Linked DNA regions of Homo sapiens: region 2 is linked to region 1. A link is a loop called in an ENCODE intact Hi-C map of the cell type or tissue named here. Cell type or tissue: Calu3. All regions are shown on one strand. Links, peaks and the distances in the headings refer to the core of each region. The heading gives the core; the rest is flanking DNA.

Region 1 (12,212 bases), core at 2,215-10,214:
TGTTGCAAGATCAGGGCAGTAATGAAAATCAACTGTATCATTTTCACTTGTTGCCTTAGAGTTTTTGCCAAGAGGAACCCTCAAGGGACGGTGGTTTCCTTTTAAATCTGGTTTCATTTGTTTTGTAAGAATGTGCTGTAAGAAGCAACTGAATCCAGCCTGCACTTATTGTGCACCTACTGTATGAAAGCTGACCTTGTGCTACTCAGTGCATGAACCTGCAGAGTCTTGCATGAAACCACCTTTCTTGAAATTCAGATTTTTTTTCAGACTCAGTATAGGGTGCAGTTTTCAAGTAGACAGTAGTTAGCATTTTAAAGGTTCTTTTAAAAATATTTCTGTAGACTTAGGACTCTAGTGTTGTTCATCAGAAGCCTTTACCCTATACCTTTTTTGCCTCATTGGTGCTTTCCGTTATATTGGGATGTCACTGTAGACTGTGACATACAGGTGATGTTAACCCATCTTGACTGGCGGCACTGTCTTCTTTATAACATTGGATATGGCAATTGTGATTTACAAACTGCAGTGTTGTAGTTGCCTTTTTCCAAAAATTAGGAGTCACAGGTGTGTACATGAACGTTGCATAGCATGTTTTGAGTTGTAAGAAAGATGGAACTTATTTCAGAAGTTTTCTGGATTACATATTGCTTAGTTAGCTTTCTAGAAATCAGGAAGCATTCATAATTTCAGGGCATTTTATAATTTGTAAATAACTTGGTGTTTTTAAAAGCGTGAGGGAGTAAGAGTGAGGAGACAAATCCTGAAAGTTTTTGTTTTTTAATTGTAAAGCATACAAGATACATTTCTTTATAGGTTGTGATTTTCCCCAATTTGTTTTCAAAACTCATTTAAAAATCAGACCTAGTTCATGGAAGAGGTATTTGCGCCTGTGGGCGAACTTGATTTGAACTGCTTTTCTTAGCCAGCTTAGGACAGGTGCTGAGTCCAGGGGATGAGCTCTTCTCAATTGTACTAAATATATAATAGTTGCACACATGTTACGGATATAGTTTCTTGATTTCCAGTCTGAGATGTTCTGAAGGAAAATTCTGAACACTTTAGAGACAACAAAGTGCCTAATGAGTGATGCACTCTGATCCCTCCTGGAAAATGGTGTTTGGCATCAGCTTAGCAAGAGGAGGTTTTCCAGTTATTTGTAAAGATGTGATGTGGCTTTAAGTGGGGATGGGGGAGGGTAGCAGCCCCAGTGTTTGTGGACATTGAGACCTGTTGACATTTGGGAAGCATAACTGAGTTCCACTATTTGAAAAGATTAAAACTTTGATATATGTACACATCCCCTCATGCCTGCACCCCCATCCCCGAGGGTCTGGAAAAGAATTGATTTGTTCTGAGGAAGGAACATATATTTGGAATATAAAATGGTTAGTAAACAAAGGATCTTTAAAACAAGTTAGATTGTTATCTCAAGAGAAGCATACTTCCTCGGCATGATGTTTTCTTTTGTTAAATTGCTTTGGTTTTATTTGACTCAAAGTATTAACAATACCTTTGATTTTGAGACTTTTGGACTTTTGAAGACTAAGTTTTTAAATGGTCAATTTTACTCGTTTGAAAGTCCCAGATACCATTTTTGAAGATTTCTCTCCCTTTTTTTCCACTGATGCCGGCTTTACTTATGTTTTATTTTCAAATCTTAAGGAAAAACTGATATTTCCTTACTTGAACTGAGAAATAGTCGTTTTCCCTCCCTCTTTTCTTCCACAGTAAATACATGTTGAGTACTTACTGGATGCAGTTCTTTAGGTTTAGAAATTATTTGATACTGTAAAATGTCTTACCATAAGTTTTTAAAGATACCCGTCAAACTATAGATGTTACTGCCATGTTTATTAAAAAAAAAAATAAAACGAAACAAACTAGTAAGCAAGCTTAAAATTTTTCTTTTTCCTGCCCTGGACTACAGATTTTTTTTTCTTTTTTTTTTTTGAGACAGGGTCTCTGGTCACCTAGGCTGGAATGCAGTGGTGTGATCACGGCTTGATTCTGCCTTGACCTCCCAGGCTCCAGTGATCCTCCCAAGTAGGTGGGACTACAGGCACACACCACCATGCCTGGCTAATTTTTTGTATTTTTAGTACAGACGAGGTTTTGCTATGTTGCTCAGGTTGGACTCAAGCGATCCACTCACCTCGGCCTCCCGGAGGGCTGGGATCACAGGTGCGAGCCACCGCCCCCAGCCTACAAGAATTTGTAAACTCATAGATTGCTCTTCTGTTTTCACTGGACCACAACAGAAAGTAGTTTCTTTTATGGTGAGGGATGAACACCTACGATTGCAATATAAGTTGTTGGGCCTTGTGTCCATGGAGCTCACTTGGTGGTTGGTGGTCTTGAAGCATTCACATTCTTTGGAGTAGTGGGGCGGCTGGCTAGTCACATGGGGAAGATGTGCACACCTGTGGATGGGGCCATCACACACTGCAGCGATAGCTGGGCCTACCTTACTGCTCACCTGGCTGGGCACAGCGGCTCCTGCCTGTAACCCCAGCACTTTGGGAGGCCAAGGTGGGCAGATCACTTGAGGTCAGAAGTTCAAGACCAGCCTGGCCAACATGGTGCACCCCCTTTCTACTAAAAATACCAGAATTAACCGGGCGTGGTGGCCCGTGCCTATAATCCCAGCTACGTGAGAGGCTGAGGCAGGAGAATTGCTGAAACCCAGGAGGCAGAGGTTGCAGTGAGCCAAGATGATGCCACTGCACTCCAGCCTGGGTGACAGAGCGAGACTCCATCACACACACAAAATACATATATAAAAATAAATTGCTCACCTGGTAATAGTCTGGAAAACATTTTTTTTTTGTTTTTTTGCATATTTTAAAGACTTTAGAAAGTAGTCTTGCTAATCCAGAAAGTTCTTGCGGGGAGGAGTTTGAAACTTTGTTTTATCTCACTCCTCAGTCTTAGCCCCCTTAATACCATAGGTCTCTACTTCAGTAAGAGTTACATAATACGAATGCCGTTTGTTCAGAATTGTGTATCTCCATCCATCCGTCCATCGTCCAAATTCTGCGAGTTTGAAATACATTGTTGTTGCTGTTTTGTATACTTTTGTTCAACCATTTTCTTTTTAACATGGCACTAGCTTTCTCAAACTGGCTTTGGAATTATTTGTCAGTTTAAAAATAAATACCACTTTAAAAATTACTCTTGACATGGGAGAACAAATATATTTTGATAGTTGTTAGAGCATAAATATTTTATAGAGCATAACTTGAAATTTTTCCTGATACATTGTGATTGCTTTCAGCTTGTCCTCTGCTGTAAAAAATATAGTCGTGGTTAGTCTCTGTAAAGTTGGTTATTGGGAATATGTGCTTGATTACGTAAATGAGACATCACCAATTTAAGTCAGCCAAAGTTTAGTCAATAGAACTTTAAAGAACAGAAGTCTAATGGTAATTAGGGAGAGATGAATTTATTTGTAGGAGTTTTCCCCAAATTCAAAGCGTCTTAGTGACCTTTGATAACTTCCTGGAAAAAGTAGGAAGCATGGAGAGAAATTCCAGGTAGGAGCCCATGATCCAATTGACTGCATCAGCTTACAAAGTGTTTTCTAAGTCATTAGCTATTAATTCTGTCTAGATTGTAAAATCCCTCTCAGTTGTGTCCACATTTATCTGTGTTGTCCTGTATTTATTCTCTTTACCTAATTTCCCTGAGTCTCATTTTAGTGGGATAATACACAAGCTTACAGACTCAGGACTTTAAAGAGAAGCACAGATTGCCACGAAAACAAATGAACACAGAGACCAGTAGCAGCAGAGGGAGATCTGCTGTGAGGCTTCCCTTAGTTCTGTTGTCTGATTTCTGTGGATAATGAGTTCACTGCATATGTTAGGTCACAACATGATATCGTGTAGTCGTAGGTACAGAACTTTTGTTATGGTAGCCTTTCTTCGTCAGGTGATACAATTGGGATTTTCTTTCTCACATGCACCTCAGTAAAATTTTCAGCAACAGAGATTGGCTCAGGATGGAATTTGTTCAGTTTCAGTTCTGCAGCCTGTCCTTTTCTGGGGAGACTCATTAATTGAATGTTGCCTTTCGATCTCACTGAGTCACTTGAAATCGCTCAGATTGACCCCTATTCCGGGATCCAGCCTGGTCCAGTGCAGACCTGCATTGACTCTGACTACATGCTGAGTTGGCCTCTGAACCAGTTCCTGTACCATTCCCTTAGTCTGATGGACTTGCCAGCTCCAAATACTCAGAACGTGCCTCTTGTGGTCCTAGGATCAAGTCCAGGGTCCTTAGAATCAAGTAATGAAACAGGTCCTTAGTAATCCTGTGCTGTAGGGATCCACTGTTAGTTCCTGGTACTCCCCAGCATCTGTGCATTAGCTTGATGGAAAGGAAGCTGTGTTATGCCTGTCTTCAAGTTTTTGCTTCTGCTGTTTCCATAGCTGAGAATGTTTTTCCTCTTCACTACTCTGCTACTTCTCCTTCCATCCTCAATACTGAATAGCAGAAAGTGCCGCTTAAGAACACAGGAAGGTCACCATAGCTTTAGTTTCTCCTTAGCTGCCAATTAGTTCTTTGGTCCTAAAGTTATTAACTTTTCTGAGTCTTGATAGAAATGCGGAGACTTAAAAATATTTGGGGGAGACATTTCTCCTTTTCTCACTAAACAACAGAATGAAAACCTTTTCTAACAGGTTTAGAAAACCAAAGTCAGAAAAATTGTGAGGAAATAGAATAGGTTTTTTAAATTGAAATAATTTCCAAGTTCCAGGTGGATCTGTAAAATAGGGACAAGATCATAACTTTCAAAAGGCAGCACGCTAAGTCAGGTGATTCCTTTCCCCCATATGCCTTTTCTGTGGTTTGAATAGGTCAGAGATGCCATCTTTACATTTCCAAGTCAAATTCCTCTTCCTTCTTGAAGGTTTTTGGGATTTCCCTAACTTGTATAGATCTACTTTCCCATTACTCCTTTTGAGTTCATAACCCACGGTTTTGCTGGTTGACAGTGATTTGTCTTGTTCCTTGCTTGTAATTTTATTAGGACCATGGAGCCAAAGTGGCTGGTTTGAATCTCAGCTCTTCAGTAGCTAAGCTCTCAGGCAAATAATTTAATCTTCTTGTGCCTCAGTTTCCTCATCTGTGAAATTATAATTTTAATAGAATCTACTTTAAACATTCATAGAAATCAAATTCGTACACATGTCAAGTGCCTAGAATAGAACCTGGCACCTGGTATTAAGCCCTTGGACTTCAACTGCTACTGTTCTTAGGGTTGTGACATCCTCGAACAGAGATGTTCTTTGGATAGAAATATAAGGCTTACTTGATGTTTGATTGTCCTTGCCATTTAAATATGTTATAGAACCTGGCACATAGGTGCTCAATAAATGTATAATAAAACTTTATTTTGCTAAGGTGTTTATTAACAAGATGGCATGTTGCTTATTAAACAGTTGTGATTTTTTTTTTCAGTAAACGATGGTCATCCCCCTGCAGTTTGCCTTCCATTTCAGAGATCTGTTTATTACACTTTCTCCCTTAATATTGTCATTTGTCAATTTCTGCTCACACCTGAGAGGTGTCCAGTGTGCACTTTGCCCATCTCGCCTATGCATAGGCTCCATCTAGTGGCCAGAAGGGAAATTCAGCATATTAGGTGACTGAATTAATAGTGCCCCAAGGAGGAAGATAGCGATCCCAACCCACTCTCTGGCTTGCTTCCTGGGGACTGATTGCAAGAAAATGTGGATACTACAGACTTCTGTAGAAATCACTGGGCTACAGTTTTGGATTAAGGTTACTCTACTGTGTCAGTGCGAGCTGTCCTGAGAGAATTAGGGTCTTCCTAAGTGATGCAGACAGGCGCACTGCAACTCCATGGCAGAGCTGTTAACACCTAGTGTGTCTTTTACAGTTAGAGTTTTAAGATAATTTTACAGGACTTTAATAAATTTAAAGCTCCAAAATATTTGAGATTAGAGATTAAAAAAACACTACTGATTTCATTTGGAAAAATACAGCAAGATTTACCTTCCATTGCTCTATTTAAACAGGTAGTAACACTTTCATTCTCTTCTCTCTCCCCTTTGGCTATTCTATGTGGTTAAGATGCTCGCCAGCCAGAAATACTCACAGAGAATAAGAATAAATACATCCAGTGTTGTGTTAGGTCCCACACCGTCTATATTTCGCTAGCTAATTTTATGTATTTTGTTTCATGTTTTATTGATATTTTCAGAATCTTTCTTGCTGAGATTACACAAAATATATAGCTGGTTATTCAGTTTTACGTGTCAAAAGCCTTAAACCTGTTTCCCCATGATTGCCTTTTATTATTTTTAATTCGGAAATCTTTGTTTGGCTGTCTGAGAGAGAACTTCAGCCTCCCTTCCTCCCAGACATTTTGAACAGTTCAGGCTGTACTCATTCGTGTCTCTTTGTCTTGGCAGGTGGAAGCCCCTCTGCTTGGAATAGCAAACAATACTACCAGCTTGCCCTCTGGCAAGCTCCTTTAAGAGTTAGCTGTAATTTCACCCTCTCTCTGGCCTTGATTCTGCATGCAGAATGATTGCACTGACTTGAGCTCCTGTGGTCTCTTGCTATACCTCCTATTTGGGCATCTCCCCCATATTGCTTTCCCCCACCATTGGGGAGGGGAATGGTACCTTGGTTATCTTTGAATTCCCAGGAGGTGGCCCAGTGCCTGGTGCATAGGAGGAGCTGAAGAAACGGAAGACTTCTTAAAGGGATACTCGCCATTCACTTTGAAGCACTTCTTTGTACAACAAATTTATTTTCATCTGATCATTGCACCTCTGCTAGCCAAAACATTTTATCACACCAGTTACTGCTGCATGGAACTTGAAAGCAATAAAATTATCTTTAAAATCATTGTTTGATTAGGCTTTTTGCACATTGAGGTGAATAAAAAAAATTAGAACTCCTGGAAGGGTAATTTGTGAGTCTGGCCTTGTGTCAAGATCACCTCATCCCTGTGGATGGAGACTTTGTTCCATAAGTTCCCTATAGATAAGATGTAATGAATAATTCATTGGCACCGATTTATGTCTGTAGTGTGCTTTTAAACCCTCTTGGAGCTGGGTTCCTGAGGAGGAAGCATCTGCAGGCTGGACTCGGCTGCCTGGTGGTCTCCGGAGTGGCCTGGTGCAGAGGGCCAGGGTGGCATCTCAGAAAGTTGGGTGGGTAGGGTACTTGCACACCTGCTGACCTTGAGTTACAGGGTGGACCTAGGTCATTTCACAGGCCCTTCCAGCCTTCAGATCTCAAGATACTAGGCAGAGAGAGAGATGGAGATTTGAGGGAGATGTGGTTGGAACAAGCAGAATCACCACGTATGGAAGTTGGCTTCTATTTTTTGCATTGTTTTCTTGGTGAGGCCAGTAAGCTTTTGCCTCACTCCTGGGAGGGACAGTAGCAAGGTCTTACAGGTCTCTCTATCATTGAAGCACCCTCTCCAACCCTGCCGGTTTTGGTTGCTGGTGAAGGCCTTTGACAGTGTCCTGGTAGGGCGACGGTGAGGCCAGCTCCCGACCTCTGGACAGAAGAAAGCTTACTTGTCTAGGTTGGTGTCAAGGGGACTCCTGAACTTAATGAACACCTTAGAAATTATCCTTAAAGTCTCCTCTTCCGAGGAGTGGGGTGGGATATTTCTTGCAGAAAATGTAAACATAATCATTTGAAGCTGGAATGTTAATATTCAAGAGTAGCTTGTAAAAAAGCATCTTGTGAAATTCTCATGTGAATGCTGAACCGGCTGGATGTGAACTTAGCTGGACAGCCTGGCCTGTCTTTGCTCTGCTCTTCTCCGTGCGGTTTGCATATGTGCAGGGCTTCCTTTGAAGCCTTGTCCCCTCAAACAATTCACTGTCTCCCTCTCTCCCACGCATGGAGGCATGTTGGAAAGGGAGCTCCAGGCCTCAGTGTCTCTGCCTGTGATTGGAATAACACTGCTCTAGCAGGGATGCCAATGAGAATTAGCAATAGATAATGTATCCAAGCTGCCCAGCAAACCTGGCAAATAGAAAGCATCCAATAAATGGATGCTTTTCTCTTTTTTTCTCCTCCTCATGGTGGGTGGCCCTGGTGGGCTCTCTCTGGGGCCTCCAGTCCTCCTTCCCCACAACACTGGGGAATTGCTGCCAGTTGAATAGGGCCCTTTTTTTTTTTTTTTTTTTTTTTTTTGAGACAGTCTTGCTCTGTTGCCCAGGCTGGAGTGCAGTGGTGCAATCTCCGCTCACTGCAACCTCTGCCTTACTGCAACCTCTTCCTCCCAGGTTCAAACAATTCTTGTGGATCAGCTTCCCAAGAAGCTGGGATTACAGGCGTGTGCCACCACGCCTGGCTAATTTTTTTTTTTTCTAGTAGAGACGGGGTTTAGGCATGTTGGTCAGGCTGGTCTCAAACTCCTGGCCTCAAGCAATCCACCGACCTCGGCCTCCCATAGTGCTGGGATTACAGATGTGAGCCACTGTGGCTGGCCAAGGAGGGTCTTTTTTTGCACATCTACAGTGAAAGGTTTGAACCCGGACGTCTGAGTCTCAGGTCAGTTGTTGAAACCACTAAGTAACCACCTTGCTTCTCTGTGCCTGAAGAGAATGGGTTTTTAGGTTAACCAGGCTGACTGGTTCAAGGTCATGTCCCTATCTGTGGAAGGGGAGTGGGAGTGGAAGGTGAGTGGTGACAGAGTATGGAACCCTGTTTCTGATATCTAGATTATTTGAGGGCCTCCAGTGGTCTCTGCTCCATGGAAAGCATATGAAAGAATATGATTTTTTTTTTTTACTCGAGCTTGTTGTCTAGTTGGGAAAACTCAACTACTGGTGGAGAGTAACAGATGCTATGAGTTTAGTGCTAAGTTATGGGATGCTGACCGGAGAGAAGTATGTGGGCTGCAGGCAGTGGGGTCACGGAACTGCAGAATGGCTTGAGAAGCTTTAAGGAGGATGTCTGACTTTAGTGTGCCCTAAATATTTGACTCTCAAGATCCAAGGAGGCAGCTCCCCAGGAGAGGAAGGGACCATGTGTGGTGTGGGTGGCAGTGTGCACTGATGGAGTGGAGAGGGTGTCAGAATCCGGTGTTTGTGTGGTGGGAAGGAATTGACTGCTGGCTAGAGAATGAGGAGCGCTGAAACCTTTGCACCATTGCAGTGGACCCGCTGAGAAGGGTGTTCTGGGGAGGCTGCTCTGGTCTCTCGATGGAGTCAGGATTGGGGGACAGATAGACACCCCGGTGTGAGCCAGTGATGGTATAGATGAGGGAGGCAGTGAGGACAGGCTCAGGGAGGGAAGTCTTGTCTCTAGACCTGAGACCAGGAAGCAGGAATGGACTGGACAGGTTGGCCCAGCTGAGGGAGGTGACTGGTGAGATGGGTCCTCGGTGTGAGGGGCTGGGTTGCCAGAGGAGCTGTGGGCTGGGGTGGTTTGTCGAGAGAGCAGTCCCAGTTGATGGAGAGGCAGGACCCGCAAAACAGGTTGGCTGCAGGACTGGGGGCGGTAGCACAGGGCAGCTCCCGAGGAGACACCTGGCACTTTTAAGGCATGGAATGGAGAGAGCTAGGGGAGAGCACACCTGCAGTGAGGCAATTCACATAGCAAAGTTCTCCGGAAACTGCAGTGTTCAACTTTTTTAAAGAATAGCTGGATGTTAGAAAAGTGGAGGAACTGTCACCTTTATTAGGGGCATCATGGATACCTGGTAGCATCAAGGGCTAGGGTTAAAACCCGTGGAGTAATACGCCCTCCTATTGTGTTCCTCTCCTCTAAAAATGAAGGTGAAACTGTTTCAGGTGAGCGCTGTTGTTGTTCGTTTGCTGGGGCACTGCTTTCTGATTTTTAGAGGAGTCCAGGCTGGAGACTGACCCCTGCCTTTTTCTGAGTTGGGCCGGCTGGGCCCGAGGCTGGTTCTGGGCTGGGCCAGGCTGATGCAGTGGCCTTGGGCTTCCCGAGGCTGGGAGAGGGCGGTGGCCCCCGCTACCCTGAAGAGCTGGCCAACGCGGCAGGGCTCTTTCCAGTCCTTACCATGCAAGTGAAGAGGAACAGTTTGTTTAAAGAGGGGTGCCAGCTTCACATCCAGGCCTGGACTTTGCTACTGGTGCTTTTGAACTTGTGTTGATTTATGTTTGTAAATTGACTGGACACATTGTGGTTCTTGATGAGAAGCAATTGCCCATCCTTAGCCCACGATTAGTGCCACTCTCTGGGTGCTGCCTGTTCTGCCACTGTAACTGTTTTCACTTGACAAATAACATTAAAAAACACAGTTCTGCAAGAGACTTCCTGGGAGGGTGGTATCATTTGGCCTGTGGGCTTTTGTAACACTTTCCTGCTATTAGGAGAGTGAATTCTGAATTTTCAATCACGTTCACCTGTTGGAGCAAGTAGAGTTTCAGACGGTCTCCGCTTTTCTCGACTAGAAAGCAGGCCTTCTCCCTTTTCCCCCCAGTCTTGTTTCATGACACCATTCCCCTCTGAGATGAGGGTTGGAGAATTAGAAGTCTACTGATGCATTGTACCGGGGCACGTTATTGACCCTCTCTGCTCTCCTTTCCTCATCTGTAAAATGGAAGATAATGCCACCCATCAGGCCGAGTGCGGTGGCTCATGCCTGTAATCCCAGCACTTTGGGAGGCCGAGGTGAGCGGATCACCTGAAATCAGGAGTTCGAGACCAGCCTGGCTAACATGGTGAAACCCTGTCTCTACTAAAAATATAAAAATTAGCCAGGCACAGTGGCATGCACCTGTAATCCCAGCTACTCAGGAGGCTGAGGCAGGAGAATCACTTGAACCTGGGAGGTGGAGGTTGGAGGTTGGAGGTTGGAGGTTGGAGGTTGCAGTGAGCCAAGATCGCGCCACTGCACTCCAGCCTGGGCGAGAGTGAGACTCCATGTCAAAAAAAAAAAAAAAAAAGTGTCACCCATCTTGGAGGATCGTTACCAATACTTCATGAGTGAATACATACACATTTCTTAGAACCTAGGGTTTATAAACACTAGGAGTTAGCTGATACTATTGTTGCTAAGGATAGAGGAAATACGCATTAGAAGTTATTTACTTCCTTTAAAAAAAAAAATACCCTTTGGGTGTGTATTGATTCTGATGTTTTGCTCCTAGCTACATTTGCCGTTTTTTTTTGACTGCAGAATTAGGAACCAGCTTCATTTTTTTTTTTTTTTTTGGATGGAATCTCGCTCTGTCGTCCAGGCTGGAGTGTGGTGGCGCAATCTTGGCTCACTGCAAGCTCCACCTCCCGGGTTCACGCCATTCTCCTGCCTCAGCCTCCCCAGCAGCTGGGACTACAGGCGTCCGCTGCCACACTAATTTTTGTATTTTTAGTAGAGATGGGGTTTCACCGTGTTAGCCAGGATGGTCTTGATCTCCTGACCTTGTGATCCGCCCACCTCGGCCTCCCAAAGTGCTGGGATTAAAGGCGTGAGCCACCGCGCCCGGCAGGAACCCAGCTTCATTTCTTGTAAAGAGAGTTTGACAAGCGCTCCACTGGGGATAGCAGCACAGCTTCCTCCTTTTCTGTCCCTGTCTCCCTCCTGACTCTGCATCTGCCTCCGTTTGAAGCATCCTCCTCCAGTAAGTGGGTCATTTGGATTCCAAGGCCCTTTTGAGGCCATGGTGATGGATCATTTGCGTTATCAATGTGAACTGTGGATGTCCCTTCGCCCTTCAGTCTCTTCCTTCTTCAAGGAGGGGGAGGTAATTGGGGGTCATGTGGCCTGGGGAAGAGCCTGGTCACGAGCATGAGGGATGTGAGTGGGACTATGTTTCCAGCCAAAATTTAGGGCACAGGATCTGAAAAACACTTAGATTAAGTATCTGCAACACAAATTAGGGTATTTTAAATTGAATGTGGAGAACCCTGAGAACCTGTGCCCTTTGTGCGTGGATGGCTGCTTGCAAGGATGAGCATCCCCAGCTGGAGCGGCCCATGGCTGCCAGAACAGGAGAAGGCTTCAGTCAGGTGGGAAGCCAGCTGCAGTGTGTTGCCTGATGCAGGATGGTGCGAGAAGGAGCTGCTCTCTTGCTCTGCTCCCTGGATCGCACAAGGTCTTCCTGAGACCAGAATTCAAGGTTAGTCCTGTTTAGGCAACTTGGTAGATGGACTTGAATGGTCTTGCTAAGCGAATATTGCCTATGGTGGTATTTGCAAGGAAAACAAAAGTGTTTTGAGCCCAGACTAACCAATTT
Region 2 (12,212 bases), core at 4,213-12,212, 120 kb after region 1:
TATATATAGTGAGACCCAGTAAACGGTGATGTCGCAGGTGAGGCAGTTGATCTGGTCAGAATATGCCTCCAGAGACATCACTGGTGAGGCCTGCATGCATGTTGAAAAGAGTGTATCTTACATCTAGGCTTGGGTTTCCCCCTGCAGCTCACTTATGAATAACAACGTATGCAAGAGATTTGAACATTTTCATGTTCAAATGAAACATGAAAAGGGAAAAAATTTAAGGTTACGGTTAAGTTTGGATTGTTTGCTTATTGGTTTGGTTATTGGCAATTGCTACAAAGTCCAGGGTGTTCTTTATCAGCAGCATGCTTATCAAGTTACTGACATTCAAGCTGAGTTTCCTTCCCTCCCTCCTTCCTTCTTCTCCACTGACATTTTTTTTTTTTAAATAGGTAGGGAGGCATTTAATCTTGTAGCAGCATGAGAGTAGCTTAAATGTCCCTCCTCTAGCAGTATGTTTATAGCAGCGTAGGTAAGGAAAGCCCAGCTTGCACAGCTGAGCTCTAAAGTGCATACATCCCTTAAGTTCTCATACACACACTGGCCAGTGAGACCCCCAAACTGCGAACAGAGAATTCTAATTGAAGTAAAAGCATGAAGTTTTTCTTTATTGACCATGTAGCAACTGTGGAATCATTTGAAAATTTCTGAAAACATGAAACAGGTGTTTATAAGGAGTTTTCTGACTTAACAAAATTGGTGAAATACCAACTTTACTAAAAACTACTAATTCATAATTTTTTGATTAATAATTTCTAGTCTGGAAAAGAGGAATTTTTTGAAAATCACTGATATTTTTGATATACTGTTGTTTTCAAATTGAGTTCTCATAGTGTGGTCGGCTCTGTTCTATGGAATTAATATTGAACAAGCTGTTCTGAACCTAAGAAAGGTTTGTAAAAAATAAACATGAAGGAAGACTTCATTCAAGAGGTCACTTAAAAATTATTATTATTATTATTATTATTATTATTATTATTATTTTAAGAATTAGGTCTCTGTTGGCCAGGCTGGAGCACAGTGGCACAATCATAGCTCACTGAAGCCTCGAACTCCTGGGCTCAAACAGTCCTCCTCCCTCAGCCTCTCTAGCAGCTAGAACTGTATATGTACACCACCACGCCCAGCTAATTTTTTTTTTTAACTTTTTTTTACTTTTGAAGAGGTGAGATTATAGGCACTAGCCACTGTGCCCAGCCAAAAGGTCACTTTTTTTTTTTCCTTGTTGGGGAGGAATCAATAACAGGAACACCAGTCATGATTTGGTGTTTTTTCCAGGGCAGACAAATAAAGATGATATTACGATGTTTGTTATCACAGAATATGTTTGCTTTTGATAGGGGTTGGGTGCTGAAGGGTAAGTGGTTAGAATCATTCTTTTTCTAAGGGTACAGCCATTAATACTCCTTGATTCAAATCACTATTTAAGTTATAAATACATGGATTTATTTTCTAACCTCAAAATTATAGCATCTTACCACATATTTGCATGCCTCTCTTGAGTTAACTACTGGTGATGATTCTTAGCTCATCTGTGGCCAAGTATAGATAAGAGAATTAGAAAGTTGTTTCCAGCGTGTGAACTTTTATGATTTTCTTCCTTGGTTACTGTACTCAGTTCTTTTTTGTTTTGTTTCTATACAAGATGAGTAGCTGGTGGCTCAGATGACCCCCGTGCTGCATGTACAGTCCCATCCAGAGAGTGTTGGGGGCTGTGTAAACCTCGAGGCTCAGAGTGGCTGCCATTTTCCTAAAAGAGAAGTATGGCTGCTGTTGGCCTCAATGTTCAGCTTTACAAAAACTCCCGTAATTAATGAAGGTCAAGGCATCTGCAAACATTAATGGGGTCACAAGGGACAAATCAGTTCCTTGAGGGGAAGTTAAAATGCTAGATTGCTTACCGCTCCAGACAAGGCGTTCTCAAGAAGTATGTGCAGTTTCAGCACAAGGATTAACACGGAGCATTACTTGAGCCATGGGGTGCCTTGGGGGACATGGATCAGCAACCATTTCCTTTTGCTCACAGCGCCCAGATTTTGTTCTGGGGACCACTCTTATCTGCACTGCATAGCAGCCACACATTTTGAGTGAAATTAACCCCAACTAGCATTCGAGCGTCCTCCCCTCCCCCAAAAGATGGACTGTACCCCACACTGTAATCAGCAGGGAGGCATTTCCTGGCCACAGTTCAGGTTGGTCCCTTAGAACGCTGCTCAGAACTGTGGTTTGGTGGCTCTGGGAAGCAGTGCTCTCTCTGAGTGTGAATAAGGATCCACATAGCTCCAGTAGGTGTCTGACGACATCTTGTGATCCGGGGGGAAGCCAGCCTAAGGACAAAGCCATTGTGGGGTGAGAGACAGGATTGGCACAATCACTGACAACCGCAGTAGTAGCCCAGAATAAACTGTGCCTGAAACCTACCCTATTTTTGTATTTTTTCCAGTTTTAAGGAAATAAATCCCCTTTATTGTATACTCAGTTTGAATCAATTATTTTTATCTCTTTGGGATTGGTTTTTGGTTAATCTCAGCAATTCAGAAATAGCTGAAGAACTATGCTGTGGGTTTAGACATCATGCCGTGACAAAAAGAAGAGGATCTTAGAAGCGGGGGACATTCACTGAAGCTTTATGAGCCTTTCCTGAATCCCTTCAAATCAGATCAAGTTCTCTCTCTCCTGTGCTTAGAAATGCTGCCTGTTAAGTCACGTTGGCTACAGCACCCATCTCAGATCCCTTGTGATTCAGTTGTAAAGTAGATTCTTCTGGTCTGAATTAGAGGCCAAAACACAAGACAGATCAAAAATGGGGAACATATTGCAAATTTCCCCACAAAAGACTGAAGGATGTGTTTACCATTGATTGCACAGGGACTGCAGTGTCTATGCTTTTAGGCATGGAAAATGCAGGGTTTGACTATCGAGTTTAGATTTTAAAGTTGAGGATTGTTTCTTTAAGAAGAAATATAGAATATTATTCAGTCCTAAAAAGGAAGGACATTCTGACACATGCAACAGCGTGAATGAACCTTGAGGACATTATGCCAGGTGAAATCAGCCAGTCACAAAAGGACAAATACTCTATGTGATTTCATTTAGATGAGGTTCCCTGGAGTAGTCGCATTCAGAGACAGAAAACAGAATGATGGCTGCGGTGGTGGGGGGGTGGGGGGTGGTTTGGGGAAGGGAGTGGAGTGATGGTTTCACTTTTGCAAGATGGAAAAAGTTCTGGAGGTGGCTGGCGGTGATGTTGTACAACAGTGTGAACTTACTTAACATTGCTGCACTCTACTTAAAAATGGTTAAAACGGTACATTTTGTTATGGATATTTTCCCACAATTAAATTTAAAAGGAAGATGAGTAGTACTCGACTCATTATTGGATATTACATCAGGGAACTGGAGGTAGGGTCTCACTTACTAGTTACGTAGCTCAGGAACCTGGAACCAGACTCCTTCTCCAGCTGGGCAGTCCCAGGTTTGAGTCCTGGCTCCACTGGAGGTTGTCTGACTTGGAGGTTAATAATAACCTGCCTTAGTCCCAGAGTCCTTAGAGGGAAAATAGGTTATAATACCTGAGTCCATGTGTATCAAGCCATTGCTGGTTCCAGGCCCCTGGAGCACTCAGAAATGGATGACCCCCAGCTGGGTCAGGCCAAGTCCTCCCTGCTGTAGCAAGCGGGACCATTGCCTCGTTCCCCCCACCTCCACATGGAAGGTGCCTTTTGTGTCCTGCCCCATCTCTGTTTTAACAGTCACAAGACTGTAGGCAGATCTAAACTTGTTTGCACATTATTATCACCTGGGGAGCTTTGACGATTCCAAAGCCAGGCTGCCACCCCCACCTCTAGACCAACTGAATCACCATTTCCAGGGGTGGGACTGGGCATCCGTGTTTTCGAGGCTTCTGGGTGAGTACCTTGTGCAAACAAGTTCAGGGACCGTTGCCCTAGACACTGTTCTTCCCCTCATGTCTCAACCTGGGCCTCCTACCACTGCCACCACCACAGCTATGCCACCTGGGATGTGTCCCAAGCCCCCACTTGTCGGGGAAGCAGCTGGGGAGGGGTCTTTGGCCACCTCTGCAGCTATAAGGATCAGAGCAACACCTGGCTTCTGTGCCTGTGGCCCCTGCTGGTGCTGGGTCCCTGGTCCGCACTGAAGGATCCAGGCAGAGTACAGTGGGTCTCCCAGGTCAGAATCCCCTGGGTTGCTTGTTAAAGCTCACAGGGCTGGGCCCCACCCCAGGGTTTCCGATTCAGCAGGTCTCGGGCTGGTTGGATGATGAGAATTTGCATTTCTGTCAAGTTCCCATGTGATCCTTTTTGGGGTCTGGGACCACACTTTGAGAACCACTGGTCTATTAAACAAATCTTTGCAAATTAGGGAGGTGTGTTGTGGGAGGAAGAGACTGATAGTTGAAAGAATATTTGCCTAAATACAGTGCCTAGTATTTGCCAAGTACGCAGCCTTCTTTCTGGCTTTAATCATACAGACTTTCTCAATCACATGTAATTGCACATCCTTTAAGCAGCTTTTGACTGACTTTGGTTTTCTCTTTTGTGGTGATTTTCCTTAAACTCCCGAAGGGAGGGTGGAAGGGGCAAGAGAAATTTTTATTTATTTATTTTAATTTAATTATTTTTTATTATTTATTTTTTTATTTTTTTTTTGAGATGGAGTCTTACTCTGTCGCCCAGGCTGGAGTGCAGTGGTGTGATCTCAGGTCACTGCAACCTCCGCCTCCCGGGTTCCAGCAATTCTCCTGCCTCGGCCTTCTGAGTAACAGGGTCTATGGGCATGTGCCACCATGCCGGGCTAATTTTTTGTATTGGTAGTGGAGATGGGGTTTTGCCATGTTGGCCAGACTGGTCTTGAACTCCTGACCTCAGATGATCCACGCGCCTTGGCCTCCCAAAGTGCTGGGATTACAGGTGTGAGCCACTGCGCCCAGCCAGATTTTATTTCTTTAAAAAAGAAACTTACTAGTTATCAGGACACTTGTGTTCTTGGTACTTGATTTTGTCAGCATTATTTTTAAGAGCCTCTTCCCTCCTTCCCCCTACCTCCCTGTTGAGCCCAGGCTCTGAAATAACATAGGTGCATGTGAAGTTCCCCTACCTGCCATTACCAGACATTGGTGCTGGGCGGCCCTCACCTCCACCTCCTCTCACCTGAGGCCACAGCGGTGTGCAAGGATGTGGTCTGTCTTGAGTGTGTTTTCAAAGCAGCTGTTTGGTCTGTGCCTTGGATGTTTTTCCACAGATAAGCCCAAAAGAGAACCACATCTTAAAACGCCCGTGACCTTGAATGGTCTTTCCGGAGGGGCGGCTGGATTTGTGCTCTCATCGTCTCAGGTATGTGTCAAGCCACTGTTGTTTCAGAGCTGGACACAGGTGCTTAGGAAAATTCCTCACTGAAGGGTTTTCAGGATTTACAAGTTCTTGCTGTTTTTGTGACCTTGTGTGGTTTCTGGTTTCACAGAAGGCTTTGTTTCTTGGTTCTTGTTGCTGCTTTCAGCCTTGGCCTGTAATCACTGGGCGCCAGGGAGGGCTGCGGTCTGTTTCCCGGGGTGTGCTCAGATACCGTGTCAGTTCACATGTGTTGCTGCAGCGGCAGGGGGCCAGGCAGGAGGGGCGGGTGTCCTGAAGCACGCTCAATTTGCTGATCAGGGCCTTCACTTGGATTTTGCACTTGCCGCAGTGGAGACATTCCTCGTAGCTACTCAGTGTGGTTTGTTTTAAGTGGGCCATCCGTTAATTCATGTGACCTGGAACTTGGTTAATGTACTTGCCAAGGTTAAAGTTGAGACGCTGTTTGTTAAACCTTTCAAAGAGGGAAGAAGGTTGCCTTGAATTCAGTTCCAGGGTTTGGGAGTCTGAGAGGGAGGTGGTGAGGGGCCCGGGGAGGCCCTGAGAAACAAAATGCTGGTTAAGGACACAGTCTGCTCACCGACCTCGGAAGTCTCTAGACGTCTAAAGAAGTCCAAGCAAGGAATGATGACCGAAGAGGAACCTCAAGGGTGCAGGCGGCTCTGGGATCTCAGCACATCTCAGTGATGGAATGAGCTGCCGGGGAATGACCCCTGTGGGGGCTGTCCAAAGTCAGAGCAGACACAAACGTAGCTCTCCAGGCCCCATACCTTGGTGGGCAAGAGGGCAGCAAGTGCATCCTCACAGTTGATGGGGAGAGCAGCATTTCAGCCTGCAGAAAAGAGAACCACACAGATGTAAGATGAGGTCTGCACTCACTTGCCTGGTCATGCAGAGACGGAGCTGGGAGCAGCTGCATGACTTTTCAGAGAAGTGGCACACGTTTACTGTAAGGGTCCCAAATGTAGACCACTGCAGATCGTAAGGTCTAGATGGAGGGACCAATAGTAGGGAAGTAGGGGAGAAGAAAGTAAAACCTTACAGTATAAAGACCCATAGATGCTCTTTTGTTTTTGATGTGTGTACGGGGGTTAGATATTTATTGAGCACCTACTGCATGACAGAGTGTTCAGCAATGACAATGCAGAGCTTAATAAGAACAGGTTCTAGACTAATCTTTTAGGGGGTGAGGATAGAACAGAAATAGGTAATTATGTCCTGAGAACATGAGAGAGTGTTGGTGGACAGAACGGCGATGTATCCCCAAGGGCAACTGAAGCCTTCACAGAAGATGCAAAGCCTGTACGTGGTCCTCGGAGTCATGCCACATGGTGACTGGTTATCTTAGTCGTAGGAAAACTGAGAAGCTTTGAGGCATGTTCTATCTGTCTTTGTGGGCATCATCTTCATTATTTGAACAATTCAGAGTGCTTGATGCCTTTTGCTTCGTTCTCACAATCCTTGACACTAAGCTGTGGGCTTGGGTTATAGTCACTCATTCTGTTATTCATGTCATTTTGCCTATCCTTCCACTTCACAGATGAGAAGACTGAGACCCAGAGAGGGTCATGGTTTTCATTAGCCAAATGGTGCAGAAACCCAGTGGTCACAGTGGCTCTCTAGCTCTTTGTCACCCACAGGGCCCTTGATAAGAGTACGGTCTTTCTCCAGGGGAGCAGGGTTGAGGAGTGGGGGCAGCCCTGGCCTGGGTGGCCATATCCTGATTTCCCCTCCCTTGGCCCATAGCTCTCTATCTTGGGTGAGGTGAGAAAGTAAGGCTGCTCCTTGACTGTGGTCCCTTTTGTGTCTGTCCTGCACTGGGCCACCTTCCCAGGGGCCTTGTGTCAGCCTGGTAGTGGTGCTAGTGGCCTTGAAGTGAGAGTGGGTGGATCACACATGGCAGATCTCTGGCAGTGACCTTTTCTGTGGATTTCCGGTGACTGATGATAGCCTCTTTGGAAGTCAGCATATGCATAGCTCTCTGTCTTTTGAAAACAATGGAAAAACCCACCACCAGCCCCAAAACCAGCTGTCTTTCTTCTTATGAATAGATATCCATGAAAAGCAGAAGAGTAGTTTCTTGTAAGTACTCTGGGAGTGCATAATACATTTTAAATAAGATTAAAAATTATGTTTTATTCTTACTAGCATCACTGTCAGATAATTGAGCGTGAGAGCATTCAGTGCTGTGTGCTTGGTACGAAGTAGTAACATCAATTCAGTGTTCAGTACATCCACTTTGTTCCAGAACAATGTATTCAAGGTCGGTGTATTTTGGCTGTGCCACAGAGTTCTGGAAATTCCCAAGAGAATAAGTTTTCACCTGTTATATAATCCAGCACAAGTGACTGTGTAGCAGCAACCTCATGTTTCATGATGACTTTAAAATGCAATTGATTCTAAAATTTAGCTTTTAAAAATTTCGACTTCAGATTTTCTCTGAAGGTTTAAGGTAGGCTTCTCCTTTATTAATTTTTTCAAGAAATATTTAAGAACACTGCTCTGTGCTATGTACCATTCTAAGCACTTTACAGATACTAATTCATTTAATCCTCAGCCTGGTTAGGTAAGTACTGCTATTCCCACCGTACAGATGAGGAAACAGCCTCAGAGGAGTTAAAACAAGTTGCTCAGGTTACACCGTCAGCGGTTTGGACTACTTCAGTTTCAGATAATCACTGTGAAATTTTACTGTTTTGAGCTACACGTTTCAAAATCTTTTCTGATGCGGAACTATCATTAAATCATATAATCCGCTTCTCTGGAGTCAGAGGTTGACAACACATTAGCACTTGACTCGAGCCTCTCCCTGGAGGAGGACATTCCGTCTGCGGGGAGCCGAGTCCGAGGCTGGAGCAACTCTGGAACCACAGCCCTCCAGTAGAGGGCACACGAGAGCAGGCTATCTGTGGAGATAGCCTGTTGGCACAGGGGTGAAGATGACAGAGGCGAACCCAAGCAAAGAGAGTTAATTAGCAGAGTTTGCCCTCCAGGCTCGGAGGGCAAGTCAGCCTGGGGACCTGGAGTTAGTTCCCTTTTCAGCTGTGACCATTGAAGACATTCATCAAGTTCTCTGGCTCCGGGATGTCAGCTGTGGTAGTGACTTGCATGGGAGGTTATCCGACATACCTCACACACTTTAACTCCACCTCTTCAGAGTTTGTGGCCAAGAATGGAGCCAGGTGGCTATTTTTTTTTTTTAAATTTATGTAATAACAAACATTCGCATTTATTGAAAACTTAAAGTATAATAAAAAAATAAATAAAATAAAAAAAGAAAAAAGAAAACTTATTCCTGTGTCAGGCACTTTTCTAAGTGCTTTGCAGTGTATTGTCTCATTTAATAGTTGTTTAAATTAACAGAGTAGGCCGGGTGTGGTGGCTCACATCTGTAATCCCAGTACTTTGGGAGGCTGAGGCGGGTGGATCACCTGAGGTTGAGAGTTCAAGACCAGCCTGACAAACATGGAGAAACCTCATCTCTACTAAAAATACAAAATTAGCCACAGTGGTGGCGCATGCCTGTAATCCCAGCTACTCAGGAGGCTGAGGCAGGAGAATCGCTTGAACCCGGGAGGTGGAGGTTGTGGAGAGCCAAGATTGCATCATTGCACTCCAGCTTGGGCAAAAAGAATGAAACTCTGTCTCAAAAAAAAAAAAAAAAAAAAAAAAAAGAGAGAGAGAGTAAATAAAATTGTAAGGTGAATATGTTATCTACTTGATGGAATTTTTTAAACTACCTTGAAAAGTTTTATAGTTTCCTATTTACAGATGAAATTAACATACTAATTATAAATCATGCCTCACTATTCACTTTAGGCAGTCTATCTCCTTAAGGATCTCCTTACGGTTTAGATAGATAAGTGAATTGCTTAATGTTTTTGGAAGTAATAAAACTGCATTTCTTTTTAATTAAACAATCCAGATAACAAGAAGTAATTCTAATAGGAAACTTGTAGGATGTATTTACAGAAAATCTACACAATCTTACTGAACAATGTAGAAAAGAAGATTTACCAGCCTGGGCAACATGGCAAGCTTTGTCTCTTAAAAAACAAAACAAAACAAAATTTAGCCGGGAGTCGTGGCATACAATTGTCATGTCCACTTCTCAGGAGGCTGAGGTGGGAGGACTACTTGAGCCCAGGAGGTCAAGACTACAGTGAGCCACATTTGTGCCGCTGTACTCCAGCCTGGATGACAGAGCGAGACCCTGTTTCAAAATAAAGAAAAAGAGATTTAAATGAAGCGAAATGCCATTTTCTCTAGGTGAGAAACTGGAATATTATCAATGTCACTTCTTCCCAAATTGATTTATAATTTAAAAACAATTTTAGTACTTCTGCAGCTTGTTTGGAGCTTGATAAAATGATTGTAGAGTTTGTCTTGAAGCTTTAATAGTGAGGCAGGTTTAAAATTGGGGGCAAAAAAGAAATGGGTTTTAGGGTGTAGAAGGGACTTGCCTGATCACTTTTGCTAGAAATAAATGTCCCTCCAAATTAAATTACTAATGTCGCACATCAGATCGTATTTAAATCCATTAGAAGATTTTACTGTTCCATTAGAGCTACCCATAGCTGGTGAAGACTCTGCTTATAGTGGAACCTAGTTTCTCAGTTTTCCATTTATATTTATTTACCTGAGCTTTTTGTAAAGTAGTAAGTACTTGACTGAATTTCTGCTATTTATCAAATGCTTTTTGAATAGAAATAATGAGTTAATAACATTTAGCCTTTTTTGGTAAATAGTATAAACAAGATAGGGCAAATATGTAAACTACTTAGAACTTTATCTACCTTGCATATTTTGTACCTCTTATTTGCATATGCATGTCACATGCTCCTTATGTACCATGTGCTATTACTGTGCCGGGGTACTGGGGCTATATTGAGTCTATTTCCTGTCTTTGTAGACTTGATGGATAATTTGGACAGCATTGTGATATTCCAGGTTTAAGAGTCTTAAGGTTCAAGACTACATTAAATGTTAATGTAGTCCAACATTTCTTGAACTCTGAAATCCTCTGAGCATCTTTTCATGCACTGGCCTAAAATGTTTTCATAGCCCAGCAAAAGGCTGATTACTTATTTCCCTCCTATTGATTTTTTTTGAGATGGGGTCTTGCTGTGTTGCCCTGTCTGCTTGTGAACTCCTGACTCCGGTGATCCTCCTGCCTTGGTCTCCTGTTTATGTTTTAAATAGCATTTCTCAAACCTATTTGAGCAAATAACTTTCCTGTTAATATGTAGTATTCCTTGAAAGAATTGAATTTGTGAGTCCCTAATCTAGACACTTTTAAAGAAGAAACAAAACTCAGTAACACATTTGGATAAAAACCTGAATATGTCCATTTTGGGATGAAAGGAAGCAGCTTTGTTTACCATGTTGAATTAAGTGGAAAACATCTTATTTTAATCATGATTGATAGAAATCTAAATTTGTAAATTCTGATTTTTATGTTTTTTTTACAATGAAAATACATTTTAAATGTCACCATCCCCTTCCCCATGAAGTCTTCATTACAACTAATTTTGAAAATACTCTCTCATTTATTTATATTATATATGCATATGTTCTACTGTATAATTTTAAATACTTAAATGGGGTTATCTTTTTGCATTGTTCTGTATCTTTTTTCAGCTTAATAATTTACCTTGCTTATAATTATTGTCAGTGCTTGCGGACCTGCTCTTTATGCATTTTTAACCATTGCATAAAGCTGGAATGATGGACATGATTTCTTTAATCACTCCAAATTAGTCATTTAGTTGTTTCCAGTTTTTTAGTATTACAAATAACTCTGCAATAAACGTGTCTTGGGTATGCATTCTTTTAGTTTAAAATAGTCTTGTTCCTTCAGAAAGTTGCTCAATAATAGACTTAGAAATTCTTTTGTGCTAATTACTGTAATTGCTCATTTTAAGATCTCCTTTTATTGTTTTCATAGTATATAATCCTAAACTGTTACAACTGAAATAGTCCTTGAGCTAAGAAAGCAATGTGGCTTAAAGATAGGATTTCTAAATAGAGACTTAAAAATTAACCTTTTTGGAGCTGTGACTTCCTGATGAAGTGGCAGCACACAGGCTGAATATGTTCTACATCTGGATGGCCCAACATCATGATGCTGTGATTTGCGAGAAGCTCTCTGCCTGCCTAGGCTGCTGGAGGATGGCAAGTTAATTTATTTGTTGTTGGGAGACCTCCCCCTGCCCCCATTAAAAAAATTATTTTGAAATACTTGTAGATTCACATGCAGTTTCAAGAAATAATAAAGAGTAATTCCATGCACCATTTTCCTCCAATAGTAACATTTTGTGAAACTAGTACAGTATCACAGCTAGGATATTGACGTTAATATAGTAAGGATATATGTCATCACCACAAAGGTACACCTACTTCCCTTCTATCTCTCCTCTCTCCTTCATGCCTGGTTACAAACTAACCTGTTCTCTCTATATAAAATTTTATCATTTAATAATGTTCTGTAAATAGACTCATAGTATGTAACCTTTTGGAACTGAAGTTTTTCCATCAGCATAATTCCTTATAGATTCATTCAGGTTGCTGTGTTTATCAATAGTTTGTTTCTTTTTATTGCTGAATGGTATTCTGTGGTGTAAATGTACTACATTCCATGAGCATGGCATGTCCCTCCATTTATTTAGTTTTTCTTTGATTTACTTCATTAGCATTTTGTAGTTTTTGTAGTCCTGTGTATGTTTTGGTAGAGTTACACCCTAAGTATTTAATTTCTTTGCTCATTGCCAGTATATAGAGATACAACTTATTGAACTCACTTTTTAGTTTATGCTAGTTTATTACTAATTATCAATA

Evidence for each region. A loop is a pair of places that touch in the nucleus more often than their neighbours do. Peaks named below come from ENCODE experiments on the same cell type or tissue, not always from the same donor. Only the 100,000 strongest peaks of a DNase experiment are listed, where the experiment ranks them.
Region 2: a loop joins it to region 1, with 4 times the contacts of the local background. A loop is called at or near these places in 69 of 110 quality-filtered maps.

The regions. Positions count from the first base shown.
Region 1 is chr15:98,653,787-98,665,998 of GRCh38, forward strand. The region is part of intron 1 of IGF1R (insulin like growth factor 1 receptor); the gene reads left to right. Among named protein-coding and RNA genes, the nearest start is that of IRAIN, 9.1 kb to the left of the region's middle. RefSeq lists silencers at 5,374-5,668, 9,374-9,668 and an enhancer at 7,487-8,297. In Calu3, for the core only: a CTCF peak has its summit at 5,632 (motif pointing left); a DNase peak (open chromatin) is centred at 5,625.
Region 2 is chr15:98,771,527-98,783,738 of GRCh38, forward strand. All of the region lies in intron 2 of IGF1R (insulin like growth factor 1 receptor), which reads left to right. LOC124903560 (a long non-coding RNA gene) reads right to left here. Exons shown (of 2, transcript XR_007064772.1): 1 at 3,425-12,212; 2 at 1-2,333. Among named protein-coding and RNA genes, the nearest start is that of MIR4714, 6.8 kb to the right of the region's middle. RefSeq lists enhancers at 1,506-2,088, 2,089-2,670, 4,770-5,677, 5,678-6,584. In Calu3, for the core only: a CTCF peak has its summit at 8,250 (motif pointing right); a DNase peak (open chromatin) is centred at 8,265.